Regions from separate parts of the Homo sapiens genome. Here all the other regions are linked to region 1. The links are chromatin contacts, found by Hi-C or POLR2A ChIA-PET in ENCODE. All regions are on one chromosome and are shown on one strand. The core of a region is the stretch at or near the end of the contact, and the rest is flanking DNA. Distances in the headings are between cores, read along the strand shown.

Region 1 (2,873 bases), core at 135-2,634:
GAGCTGGCGAGGCTCCGTATGTTCTACAGTAACCTGTTTGGAATCATAGGATGCAGTTGTCACAGCGGAGCATGCGCAGAAACCTGGCTATTTTTTTTTTTTCTCTTGAGCTCAAGGCAAGAGGTAACTGTCGGTCAAATCCTGCTGAGCCCTGCTGACTTCAAATACAGGATGCTAAAAATGAAATACAGGGGAGGGGCGGGGTGAGCCCCGGAGCGTGCCATGCACTGTGGGCTTACAGCCTCGGGGAAGTAATATCAGGGTAGTAACTACACAGATACACGGCGTGGAATACGGAAGACTTTCCATTTGTACTTTAGCTACCTCTACGATGTTGGTGTGCTGGGCGTAGACATGAAGGGCGCTAGGATAAGGTGAGGTGGGTGGCTGGGGGCCTGATGATTGGTTTGTTGTTTGTTCCTAATGCCAGAAAACCAGAAAGGGAGATTCCTGACCACCCCTGGAAACAGCACTTACAGTAACTGTGTCCAGCAGTGAACTCGCCGACACCCCGCCATCCCTCTCCGGAGCTCGGGGAAGTGAAATGCGCATCCCTGTCCCCACCGCGTCTCTCTCTCCGGCGCGCGCAGAAAGGCGGCCGGCAGGAATCCGGGCTTGCCCCTCGCGGGTCTCCCCGGGCCTTCGCCGCCGCCTCCCCGAGTGGGTCCGGGAGAGGGTGTCCCCGGGAGTGCAGTCGCAGGCTCCGGCTCTCTGGGGGCAGCTTCCTCTTTTGTTCCCCCAGACCTTGCCTGGCGTTCCTGGGGATGGCGCGAGAAGTCCCCGGTCCCCAAGCCCACAGCCGCGCGCGCGGGGCTCCCCTTCTTCAAGTCCCCTCTTCCCTCCGGCCCAAGCTGCGGCCCCTCCCCAGTCCCCAGTGCGCTCCGGGTCCCCAGCTCCCCACGCCCCCCGCCCAGAAGCCATCAGGTCAAGGCCATCGGTCCAACTTGTAGGGCAACTCGCTGCCCCCGCCCCACTCCCGGCCCCTCCACCTAGTCCGTGCTCTCTGCCGGTGCAAGGGGCATCCCGAGGCTCCAGGTGGCCCTGGCGGAGGGGCAGGGGCAGCGATCGGAGCCGGGCGCCACTCTAGGGTGCCCTGGGTCAGCGCCCAGAGGACGCGCTCCTGGGAGGGGTGTCAGGTCGAGCTTGCGAGTCTTTGTGTGTTTCCTGCTCTCCTTGAAAATAAAACCGTTCCCGGCGGACGAAGGATGCGCTCACTCACCATGGCGGTGCCGACCGAGAAAGCGGCCATCAGACAGGCCATGCCCCGGGGGCGGCGGCGGCGGCGGCGGCGGCGGCGGCGGGGACGAGGCTTGAGCTGCGGGGCCGAGGCTGCGCTGGCTCCCGGCTCAGCCGCTGCGCGGGGTGCGGGCTGCGCTTGGGCTCCGGCTGGGATCCGGCTCCGGCTCTGGTTCCAGCGCGCCCGACCCCGCCCCGAGCGCGCGATTGGCCGGCACCAAGGGGGCGGGCGGGCCGGCAGGTGCGCGTGCTCTTGTTTTGCTCCTGCTGGGGGCGGCGGACCAGGACCCCTGAAGTGCAGGTTCCGGGAGCGGCCCGAGCCGAGGCCTCGCAGGCGGCATGGGAACCCCCTGCCACCCCGGAAACCCCGGGTCCCGAACTCGCGGGGGCTGGGCCAGCACGGGTGAGGCTGCGGGGACACCGGACAGACGCCGGGGTTCCCAGGCTCGGAAATCCACTGCCTCCAAGCCTCAAGCGGCTGTGTGATGGGGTCGAAGAGGGGGCGTCCAGGGAGGGAGAGTGAGGGCCAGGGGGCTTCTTTCTTGCTGCTGCTTCTTCCCTTCCCGCCCACCCCACCCCGACGGTGTTGGGCAGCTCTCTGCCAGGTAGGAGCTTGAGGACTAAAGAAGAGATAACCACTCCAACGCCCCCAACAGCACCGGTGTGGGGTGACCCCTGGCAGTGAGGCATCGTGTGCACTCACACATGTGACATTGCTGTGCGCCAGCCATGGTGCTAAGTGCTGGGTTACAAAGGGGTGCTGAGTGAAGATGCCCAGGCCTCTGCCCTCTGTTCACCCCCGAACAAAAAAAGAAAAGCCTCATTTTCTGCAGACAGAGGTGTTTCCAGAGCCATGTTCATGGAACTGTATAAGGAATAACACCAGGGCACACTCCCATGTGGCCCCAGGCTGGAATATCAGATGGTCCAGCATCTCTAAAGCCCTTATTATATATAAGTGGGGCCATTTCCTGGTATCCATGGTGACAAGGAATTCTTTACTCCCAGTCTCAGGCCCTAATGCTTTTGTTCAGTTGTTTGCATGTTGGGACGAAAAACAGGAATGCATTTCTTTTCATTTCCAGCACACCTGGGTCCCCCCTCCCAACCACACCTCAGATGAGCCAGGTCTCTCTCTTTCTCCTCACCTAGAAAGGAGGCACAGCTTTTTATGCCAGGCAGGTGGACTTCACACCCACAGGTCAGATGACTGTAACCAAATTCAGCCGCTCAAATCGAAGGAGAGAAAGGAGACACGGTTATGAGTTTAAGTGGGAGGCCTTGCCTTTGTCTGAATGGTGTTGTCTCAAGAGTCATCCAGCCGGGCGCAGTGGCTCACACCTGTAATCCCACCACTTTGGGAGGTCAGGAGATCGAGACCATCCTGGCTAACATGATGAAACCCCGTCTCTACTAAAAATACAAAAAATTAGCTAGGTGTGGTGGCGGGCACCTGTAGTCCCAGCTACTATGTAGGCTGAGGCAGGAGAATGGCATGAACCTGGGAGGCGGAGCTTGCAGTGAGCCGAGATTGAGCCACTGCACTCCAGCCGGGGTGACAGAGTGAGACTCCGTCTCAAAAAAAAAAAAAAAAAAAAAAAAAAAAAAGAGTAGATCCATTACCTTGATTTTACACT
Region 2 (2,873 bases), core at 112-2,611, 240 kb before region 1:
CCTGGGGAAGTGGCATCAGCTCAGGAGGCAACTTCCCCAGGTGCAGTCATTGCAAGGCTTTTTAATAGAGGAGTGTTGGGTTCCATGGGGGATGGGAGGTGAAAGGAGGAGAGAGGAGGGGAGAAAGAGAAGGGAGAGCAAAGGGGAGCTGCCTCTGTAGACAACAGGGGTTCAGGGGAATTGGCAGCTCCAAATTTCCAGCCTCTCTTTCTTCTCTGCCCAAATCTCTCCATGTGTCTTTCCCCATGGACACCTTGTATTAGTCTGTTCTTGTACTGCTGTAAAGAACTACCTGAGACTGGGTAATTTATAAAGAAAAGAGGTTTAATTGACTCAGGGATCTGCAGGCTGTATAGGAAGCATGGCTGGGAAGGCCTCAGGAAACTTACAATCATGGCGCAAGGCGACAGGGAAGCAGGCACCTCTTACAAGATCAGGGCAGGAGGAAGAGAGAGAAGGAGGAGGTGCCACACACTTTGAAACCAGATCTCGTGAGAATTCTATCACGAGAAGAGCAAGGTGGAAATCCACCCCCATGATCCAGTCACCTCCCACCAGGCCCCACCTCCAATACTTGGGATTACAATTGAACATGAGATTTGGGTGGGGACATATCACACCCTTTCCTGGTAAGAGATCAGGCAGGGTTGAGCATTTAATCGGAACCTCAGTGCTGCTCCTTATAATCAGGCCCATGCTTGGCCCTTGGCACAGATGTCCTGGGACCAGAGAGATGAGGGATCCCTTCAAAGCTGCCCTGGAAGCCGCTGGGTCTCTGCACCTGTTCTTAATTGTATGCTTGTGGTTTTACATTTCTCCTTTTCCCTGGGCAGGTGCCCTAGGGGGATGGTGACTGTGGCTCTGTGATCTCTAGTTGCCATAGTGACTGAGCACCACACGGACCTCCACGCTCTGCCTGCTGCCTGCACTTCCGCCCGTGCTATCCCTGAAGAGAGTTTCAGGAGCGGCGCCTGCTGTGGTGACTTGTGCCCCATTACTGACCAGCAAGGAAGTGACCTACACTTGCGGGTGACCCAGAGTCCAGTGCTAGGAGGTAACAGCAGCCCATTTGCCATTGTGAGCACCCCTGGGAGTCCCATCAGAATCAGAGGCTCCACACCCCTCCCTCAGTGCATGAACCATCCCTGTGTGGCCTGCTCCTAAGACCTTGACCACATTTCCACCACAGTCCTGTGGAAGCTGGCACACGGTAAGGGTTCCTGGAAGGCAAGTGATAGTCTCTGCAGCTCCCCAGTGAACCCGGGGCACTCCAGCCCTGCCCTCACACCCCACGTCACCTGGGGAAATGATACGGTTTTCGCCCACAGCTGAATCTTTGTAGCGAGAACTTCCTACTCAGAGCTCTTAGTGAGCCCCTGGACAAAACCCAAAATGCTCAGGAGCCATGATCAAGGGTGGGGGCCAGGAGGGAAGTGGAGAACTGGGGCTGCTTTGGGGAGGGGCCACTGCTCGGCAGAGCCTCAGATCACAAGGGGGAATTTCTGTGGATGAAGAGCCTGCAATTTGATTCTTCATCACATTGTAGGAAGAAAAAAAAAAAACACGTGTATACAAATGGCATAGACACACACACATAGATACATATACACACACACATCTGTAGTTATGAAGTCGCAGGATCATCTTCCTGTCATATAGGAGTCTTGCCTTTGAGGAAACCTGACCTGAACACCTGACTGCCAACCTCCCAGGGCCATTCTTTGTATTGGATCTGTAGTGGCATTCCTCCACAAAGCCACTTCCCCAAGAGAAATGATTCTCAGGTTGAGCTGCATCAGAATCACCTGGAGAACCTGTCCAATCACAGATGGCTGGGCCCCATCCCAAATTTCGGATCCACGCCTGAGCATGTGCATTTGCAGCAAGTTTCCAGTGGGGACAGGTGCTGCTAGTCCAGGGGCCACATTTTGAGAACCATCAGCTTTCACGGCTCAGTGTAACAGTCGTCCAGTTCAAAGACTGGTAACTTCCAGGTTACATCAGCGTCACAGTTAGCTAGCTCTGTGATCTCTGCGTGTTGTATAATTTCTTCATTGCAAATCTCACATGTTGCCTTGAGGATTGCATGAGGGAGTGCAGGGAACGAACTTCGTTTGACACCTCCACGTGGGAAGCCCCTACCTGGTAGTTATTGGTGCTGCATGGTTAAATCCACTCAGTTTCATTTTATCCACTTGCAATCCAGAACACAGCTGCTGCGTAAGATAAATTTATTTGAAAACAATTTTCTAGAACTTGGATTTGTAAGAGTATGTAAAACAGAGTGTGGAAGGCCAGGTTTCACTAACGCAGGCCTCCATAACAACTGCTTCAGTACTGACCGAGTAGTTAAGTTAAATATTAAAAGCTAAGAAAAGCCAGTGCCCCTATACAAAGGCTGAAATGTAACAAAAGCCCACCAAGGGTTTTGCCCAGGCCTTTCCTGGGCCTTAACGCATGACAAAATAATGAAAGAATTCTTAACAGGACCCATTTAGGATTAAACAAGTTTTACTGGGGTTAAAAAACTCCCCAGGCTTCCACAAACAAGTTTATTGGAAGTCTGAAGGAACTCCCCAGACCTCCAAGATTTAGCAGAAGTCAAGATAAGGGTAATCACCCCAGCACCTGGACTCATTTAGATAAGTAAATTTACTGAGGCTGCAGAGGAAGGTCTTCAGGACTCAGACATTAGTTACAGATTAAAATAAGTTAATCACTTAAGTCTTCAGATGAATGCACACTTACATGTAGACATAGAGCTTAGAAGGTATACAAGCTCTGGAAAACTTTGTAATTTTGAGTTGGTCTAGTGATAATTTCCAGGCCTTCTCCCTGTAACTGGTTTCAGAAATAAAAACTCTCCTCCTCCC
Region 3 (2,873 bases), core at 127-2,626, 220 kb before region 1:
GAAGAGCTCATTTCCATTGTGAACAAATAAGATGAAGGAACAGTGTGAGAGCTTCCCAGACAGGTGTGGCCATGGGTCTCTTTCCTTTGAAGACCTCTTGCAGGCCAGTGTTTTGTGGACTTGGCTGTGAAATGGTTCATGTGGACATTCTCTGACATTGAATTTAAACAAAGTTGAGCACCTTAGCATCTCAGACACCATCTGATAAGCAGGTTGATCATGTCTGAGGCCTTGTAAAGAAGACTGGGTGTCCTTGTTTTTCTGAATTAACAGAGGATTTATAAACCCATGCCCTTTAAACAGGCATCATCACCATCATCATCACCATCATCATCATCTGCACTTAAAGGTCACTGAGAGATCACATTAAAGATTTTGACATTATTGCTGGCAAAAGACATTTTTGAAAGCTTTTTATATGCAAGTGACCCAAATAATAGAAGTAAAAAAATCCACCAAAAATGGGAATAAGTGTGTTAATGAGGAACCACGAACAATGACAAAAAAAAGATAAAATTATGAAGTGTTTTCAGTCAGTCGTATTCTTTTATTACAAAGGCTGGCCAAGAGATTCCTTTTTTATTCGTTGTTGTTATCGTGGTGAGAGAGGTTGGGTAGGGAAAGAAAGACGAAGGTTTTCACTAGAAGGGAAACTTGCAGGCTGAGGCAGTAAAAGCCCCAGTGAGAGGAGACTGTTGTTGCTGGCCTGGCAGGCACAGGCGACCTGGGGACTCTCGCACGGCCTGCTAGTGGGCGGCCAGCCAGTGGCAGAAACCAAAGTGATTCTGAAACTTAGTGGAAGAACAGCAGCATCTTAGGTGGTTTCCAACAAAATGCGCTCATTGAGTGGTGGGGTGCAAAGACCAGCGACAGGGGAGAAGAGGGGAAACTGAGGCACAGGCCTGTTCCCCTCTTGTCATATATTTGTGTGCATTTCTTGCTTGGTTCACATCTTATGATTATAGGTGTTTGGTTAATTATAAATACATTGATCCTAAACAACCAGGGATGAAATTGCTATATATCAATTTTGCTTTATTCCATCATAGTTATTAAGAGCCACCCTCACACTGAAGGGTCCCCAGATACTCGGAGACCCTGCCCCTTCACATTTCTGATCTTGCCACCCTCGTCCCTCCCAAAGCGCAGAGCTGGAAAGGCCACGTCCTGTTTCTCAGGCCTTCCTGAAAACACGAAGGCTGGACCTGCTGCTGTGAGCATGGGAACAGGGAGAGGCGGACATCGCGGGACCCTGTCACCTGGGCTGGGGTCATGGCTCTCAAAGATCACAGCCTCCTCCTCTGCGGTCTGTGACTCAGCCCCCAAGTGAAACCCCAAGGGGTGTATGTGGTGTGTGTGGTGTGTGTGTGGGTGTGTGTTGTGTGTGTGGTGTGTGGGTGTGTGTGGGGTGTGGTGTGTGTGTGGATGTGTGGTGTGTGTCGTGTGTGTGGTGTGTGTATGTGTGTGGTGTGTGTGAGGTGTGTGGTGTGTGTGTGGTATGTGTGTTCAGCGTGTTGTATGTTATGTGTGTGGTGTGTGTGTTGTGTGTTGTGTGTGGGTGTGTGTGGGTGTAGGTGGTGTGTGTGGTGTGTGGTGTGTGTGTGGTGTGTGGTGTGTATGTGTAGTGTGTGTGGGTGTGTGTGGTGTGTGTGGGTGTGTGTGGTGTGTGGGTGTGCATGGTGTGTGTGTGGGTGTGTGTAGTGTGTGTGTGGCGTGTGGTGTGTGTGTGGTGTGTGTGGATGTGTGTGCTGTGTATGTGCATGCCAGCGTTGTGAGGAGAGACAAGGATTGTGGAAGCCTTGCTTGCCCTCGGGTGGAGCTGCCTCTGGCCTCCGGCTACACTGCCGTCAGGCCTTTGGGGATTCGCGAGTCCTTTCGTGGTTTGGTCAAAGAAGCTGATATTGTTCTTTGATCTTCATCTGGCTCATTGAGAGCCCAGAGGTGCCGTGATGCAATCAACATGGGAACCTCCAAGGCAAAGTGAAGTAAGTCTGCATTTCTGTCTTGTGACCCGAGATGCCGTGCAGAGGGGTGGGGTCCTGTGCCACAGTTGGGTGGGAAATGAAAGGATGAAGCTGCAAGACTGAGGTGGGCAGAAAGTGTCTTGACATTTTTAAGTGTGTGGAAGGTGGATCGTGGATGCTCCATGCTGATACAATGGATTTCTGTGCCTCGTGAAACTAGGACTGGACTATGGGATGGAAAGTTCATGAGAGCACAGGACAGGAATGATGAGCCTGAGAGGCTCCGGGGTGGAACCAGGTCCGCTCCTGGCTGGGGCTTCCTGGGCACCTGGATTTGAAGGTGCTCTGAGGGAGCGTCTCTGACGGGGCGAAGGGGATCTGAGGACATGGGAACCGGCAATGCACATGTGTGCATTGAATCCACTGCTGTCCCAACGGCTCCTCCTGTGAAGGTCCCGGCCCCTCGTGGCCCCGGCTCTGATGTGGCCCCATGTGCAAGTCCCAGCAAGACCACCATCTGCGGGATGGCTCCTCCATGGCCCCTCCATTCCTGCCCACCTCCTGCAGGACGTGGCTTCCTCCCTGCCTTGAGCATCCATTCCTTCCACCTGGGACTTGTCATTCTAGCCACTGCAGCCCCGCCATGGTGCAGTGCCAAACTCTGCTGTCTCCAAGCAGCCCCCTCGTGGACCTTGAGCCTCACTCAGATCACCTCCTTTCTCCTGCACTCACCTCCCCCGTGCTCGGCCTCCTCGCTGACCCAGCTGAAAGTCCATGGGCACGGTCACCCCCTCACTATGCCCTCAAGTCTTCCTGTCCCCTCTGGCTCCACCGTACTCACAGCTCAACCCTGCCCTTACCTGCATCCCACTCTCCACCTACTCCCGGTCTAAGCTGGAAGAGACCCCC
Region 4 (2,873 bases), core at 374-2,873, 210 kb after region 1:
ACCTGTTATCCAAGCACATTGGGAGGCTGAGGCGGGTGGATTGCTTCAGACCAGGAGTTTGAAACCAGCCTGAGCAACATGGTGAAACTCCATCTCTACCAAAAATACAAAAATCAGCTAGGTGTGACGGATGCACCTATAGTCCCAGCTACTGCCGAGGCTGAGACGGGAGGATGGCTTGAGCCAGGGAGTGGAGGCTGCAGTGAGCTGAGATCATGCCACTGCACTCCAGCCTGGGACTGACAGAGACTCCATCTCAGGAAAAAAAAAAAAAAATTTAAAGTGTTTTAAAGTTGTAGGAGAAAATTTTTAGGTGCAAGATTCTTTATGTAAGACTAAGAGTCCTCTTAAAATTAGTCAAACTAATAATCTACAACAGAGCTGTTAATTTGGCAACAAATTTTTAATTTGTATCAATCTAATGTCTGTCTTTCACATACTTCCAAACATTACATAAATTATTTTACCTAGTGCATACAACTTTCAAAAACTGTATTTGGCAATTAACAGACCCCTGACAATTATTAACAGGGGTTTTACATCCCGGAGTTTGAGTGTCTGCGGGAGAACCGTCCCTGCAGGAGGCACTCCCCCTCCACCTGCGACCCGGGCTGGGAGAACGCGCGGAGGGCTCCCTTGAGCGGTCTCCGCCAGCGAGGCTTTCCTCCCGGTCGGTGTTGACAGTGTGGCATTTCTGTTATCTAATTTCTGGTTTTGACTGAAAGCGAAGTGAGTTTTCTCATCAGTGGAGTTGTAATATTTCTGCAAAAAAAAAAAAGATCACAGCCCTCCGATGAGCCGGGCACTATGCGAAGTCTCCGGCTGCCTGCGGGCCGCTGTGGACGCCCCGGCGGGGGTCAGGACCGACCCCCATCTGCGCGGCGAACGAGCCCGGACGCCCTGGCCGCGGCCGCCGGGTCCCCGCCCAGGGGCCAGGTGGCCAGGTTGCGTCGGGAGGAGGAAATGGAAGCGCTCTGAGCGACTAGCGAGCGGCAGGAGCCGCCTCCCGCGGGCTTTCCTCGCGGGCCGGGAGCGTCTGCCGCCGACCCGAGGACCGCAGGGCCCCGCTCGCCGCCCGCGCCCGTCAGAAAGCCGCGCGTCGCTCCCGTCGCTGTCGGGGTCGTCGGCTCGGGGAGTCGCCCGCCGTCCACCGGTGAACGGGAGCGCGTCCTCCCCTCCGAGGGACTAAGCGCTCGCGCCACGCATCCCGCCGCGCCGGAAGCGGGGACTACTGGCGGCCCAGCTGGGCAGGACCGCGGCCGAATGACCCGGGGCGACCCCGCAGCAAGGGCGCCTCCGGCAGGCGGCAAAGTCCCCTGAGAATCGGCGCGCTCCTCGCCGCGACGGACTCCACCCGGCCGGGGCGCTCAGCCTCCTCGCCGTGGCCCCCAGCCCGGCCGCCTCCCCTAACGGCCGCCGCAGGCTCCCCTCATGGACCGAGAGCGCGGGCTTGCAGCGCGGCAGCGTCCGTTCGGCGCGCGGCTCCGGGCAGGCCCGCCCTCCCCCGTCCCCCTGCGCCGCGAGGCCCCCCCCCCGCCCCGCCCTCCGGCGCCCGGCGCCCAATCAGAGTGCCGCGCACGTGACGAGCGATGCCTGCGATGACCTCATCCCTGGTGTGGGATGACGTCAAATTCAAGATGGATGGAATCACAGCGGCAGCGGCGGCTGCGGCGCGCGCGAGCCGAGTGTGAGCGGAAAGGGGCCCGGCGTCTGCCTCGAGACTGAAGACCGGTGAGTAACTGTCACGCCCCTAGCTCTAGGAGAACTGCGGGGCTCCTTGGGAGGCTACAGCCTCCCCGCAAAACGCGGCCTTTCCTGACGTAACTCTGAGGTGATTTCTCTCCTCTTTTTTCTCCACCAGCGGGTTGCGGGCTCCGAGCGCTTCTGCGCGTGCGCGGGACCTGGGCGCTCACCGAGCATGTCCCGGGTTCCCACGTAGCCGATTGTACCTTCACACTGCGCACGCTCCCTGCCAGCACTTGGCCTCGCCCTCGCGAATGCGCATGCTCCATTCCCTCACGGGCTTCACTCTTCACCCTGGCCGAGCTGCCCCTGGGGTAGGGGACACGCCTGGCCCAGGCGCGCGCCCCTCGCGCGGAGCGGTTGAAACGCCTCGTGGAGAAGGGCGCGTTCTCCTGTTCCGGGCAGGGGTTGGGGGCCGGCGGCCCGGGCCGCGGGGTGTGCGCGGAAGCTGGCCGGCGGCCTTGGGGACCCCGCACCTGCCGCGACCCGCCGCTCCCTTCACGGTCCGGGACCTAGCCCCGCCGCCCCGTCCTCGGCCCGGTGGCCGGAGCGTGACCGCTCGGTGCCCGCTGGACGCTCCCTCCCCGCCCCCGGCCCCTCCCGCGGACGCCTGGACCTCACAGCGCGTTTTTTTTCCTCCAGAGCCCCCGCAGACCTTGTCTGGGACTTCCCGGCGGTCCCGCAGAGCATAGCACCCTCCGCCGGCCAGGAGCCCTGCTGCTCGGCCGGCGACCGTCTCCCCGCTTGGAGGAGCCCCCTTCCCCCCGTCCGAGGTCCGCGGCTGGAGGGGCAGGGAGTCAAGACGCCACCCGTGCCGGCCTTAGAGACGCCCGCGGCAGCCCCGCCACATCTCTTCCCGGCTTTTCGGGAACACGCCCCGTAGTCCATCCTCAGCGGCTCCTGCTTTTCCATCCCAGCACACCGCTGGGGGCTCGCACTCTGCCCCCGGTTGCTATGCGGTCCCAGCCACGAGGGCTCTGCGGTTCGGGAGAATTCCGCAAGAGCGCGCGTTCGGAGGCGGGGTGTTTTTAGACAGGTGCCCCGGTGGGATTGCCTGACCGAGAGGACGGGGAAAGTTAGACTTCACACGGCCTGGGGTTTTTCCTTTCGTGCAAGCGCTCACAGCCCTG

The links. A loop is a pair of places that touch in the nucleus more often than their neighbours do. ChIA-PET counts read pairs that join two places held with the same protein, here RNA polymerase II (POLR2A). Pooled maps may share reads with other maps.
Region 2: a loop to region 1 is called in a map of CD8-positive, alpha-beta T cell, with 2.8 times the contacts of the local background. The contact joins the enhancer-like site here to the promoter of ABCG1 in region 1. A Hi-C loop is called at or near these places in 5 of 168 maps with a recorded cell type or tissue (B cell, CD8-positive, alpha-beta T cell, GM12878 and 2 more), 31 of 37 single-sample maps with no recorded cell type and 13 of 50 pooled maps. POLR2A ChIA-PET finds 5 or more read pairs at or near these places in 2 of 52 experiments (activated B cell and activated naive CD4-positive, alpha-beta T cell).
Region 3: a loop to region 1 is called in a pooled map, with 2.1 times the contacts of the local background. The contact joins the enhancer-like site here to the promoter of ABCG1 in region 1. A Hi-C loop is called at or near these places in 1 of 168 maps with a recorded cell type or tissue (CD8-positive, alpha-beta T cell), 1 of 37 single-sample maps with no recorded cell type and 8 of 50 pooled maps. POLR2A ChIA-PET finds 5 or more read pairs at or near these places in 3 of 52 experiments (GM12878, activated T-cell and activated naive CD4-positive, alpha-beta T cell).
Region 4: a map of sigmoid colon shows a loop between it and region 1 (2.3-fold over the local background). The contact joins the promoter of ZBTB21 here to the promoter of ABCG1 in region 1. A Hi-C loop is called at or near these places in 8 of 168 maps with a recorded cell type or tissue (B cell, CD14-positive monocyte, CD8-positive, alpha-beta T cell and 5 more), 18 of 37 single-sample maps with no recorded cell type and 25 of 50 pooled maps. POLR2A ChIA-PET finds 5 or more read pairs at or near these places in 9 of 52 experiments (B cell, CD4-positive, alpha-beta T cell, GM12878 and 6 more).

Annotation. Positions count from the first base shown.
Region 1 is chr21:42,217,651-42,220,523 of GRCh38, reverse strand. It overlaps ABCG1 (ATP binding cassette subfamily G member 1), which reads right to left and starts at 1,384. Exons shown (of 15, transcript NM_016818.3): 1 at 1,220-1,384. The coding sequence starts at 1,261. It overlaps LOC105372814 (a long non-coding RNA gene), which reads left to right and starts at 254. Exons shown (of 3, transcript XR_937748.4): 1 at 254-374. RefSeq lists an enhancer at 1-475 and a silencer at 1,406-1,675.
Region 2 is chr21:42,458,984-42,461,856 of GRCh38, reverse strand. No RefSeq gene overlaps it. Among named protein-coding and RNA genes, the nearest start is that of RSPH1, 36 kb to the left of the region's middle. Within about 2 kb of position 1,361, at least 6 of the 41 ENCODE cell types and tissues checked have a DNase peak (open chromatin) inside an H3K27ac peak, as active enhancers do; they include B cell and OCI-LY7, where a contact is called at or near this core.
Region 3 is chr21:42,438,519-42,441,391 of GRCh38, reverse strand. All of the region lies in intron 11 of UBASH3A (ubiquitin associated and SH3 domain containing A), which reads right to left. Among named protein-coding and RNA genes, the nearest start is that of UBASH3A, 36 kb to the right of the region's middle. RefSeq lists enhancers at 745-954, 2,230-2,873 and a silencer at 1,265-1,454. Within about 2 kb of position 1,376, at least 2 of the 41 ENCODE cell types and tissues checked have a DNase peak (open chromatin) inside an H3K27ac peak, as active enhancers do; they include CD8-positive, alpha-beta T cell and GM12878, where a contact is called at or near this core.
Region 4 is chr21:42,009,110-42,011,982 of GRCh38, reverse strand. ZBTB21 (zinc finger and BTB domain containing 21) reads left to right here and starts at 1,623. Exons shown (of 3, transcript NM_001098402.2): 1 at 1,623-1,731. It overlaps ZNF295-AS1 (ZNF295 antisense RNA 1), which reads right to left and starts at 2,789. Exons shown (of 2, transcript NR_119384.1): 1 at 2,399-2,789. RefSeq lists silencers at 811-1,550, 1,991-2,300, 2,341-2,450.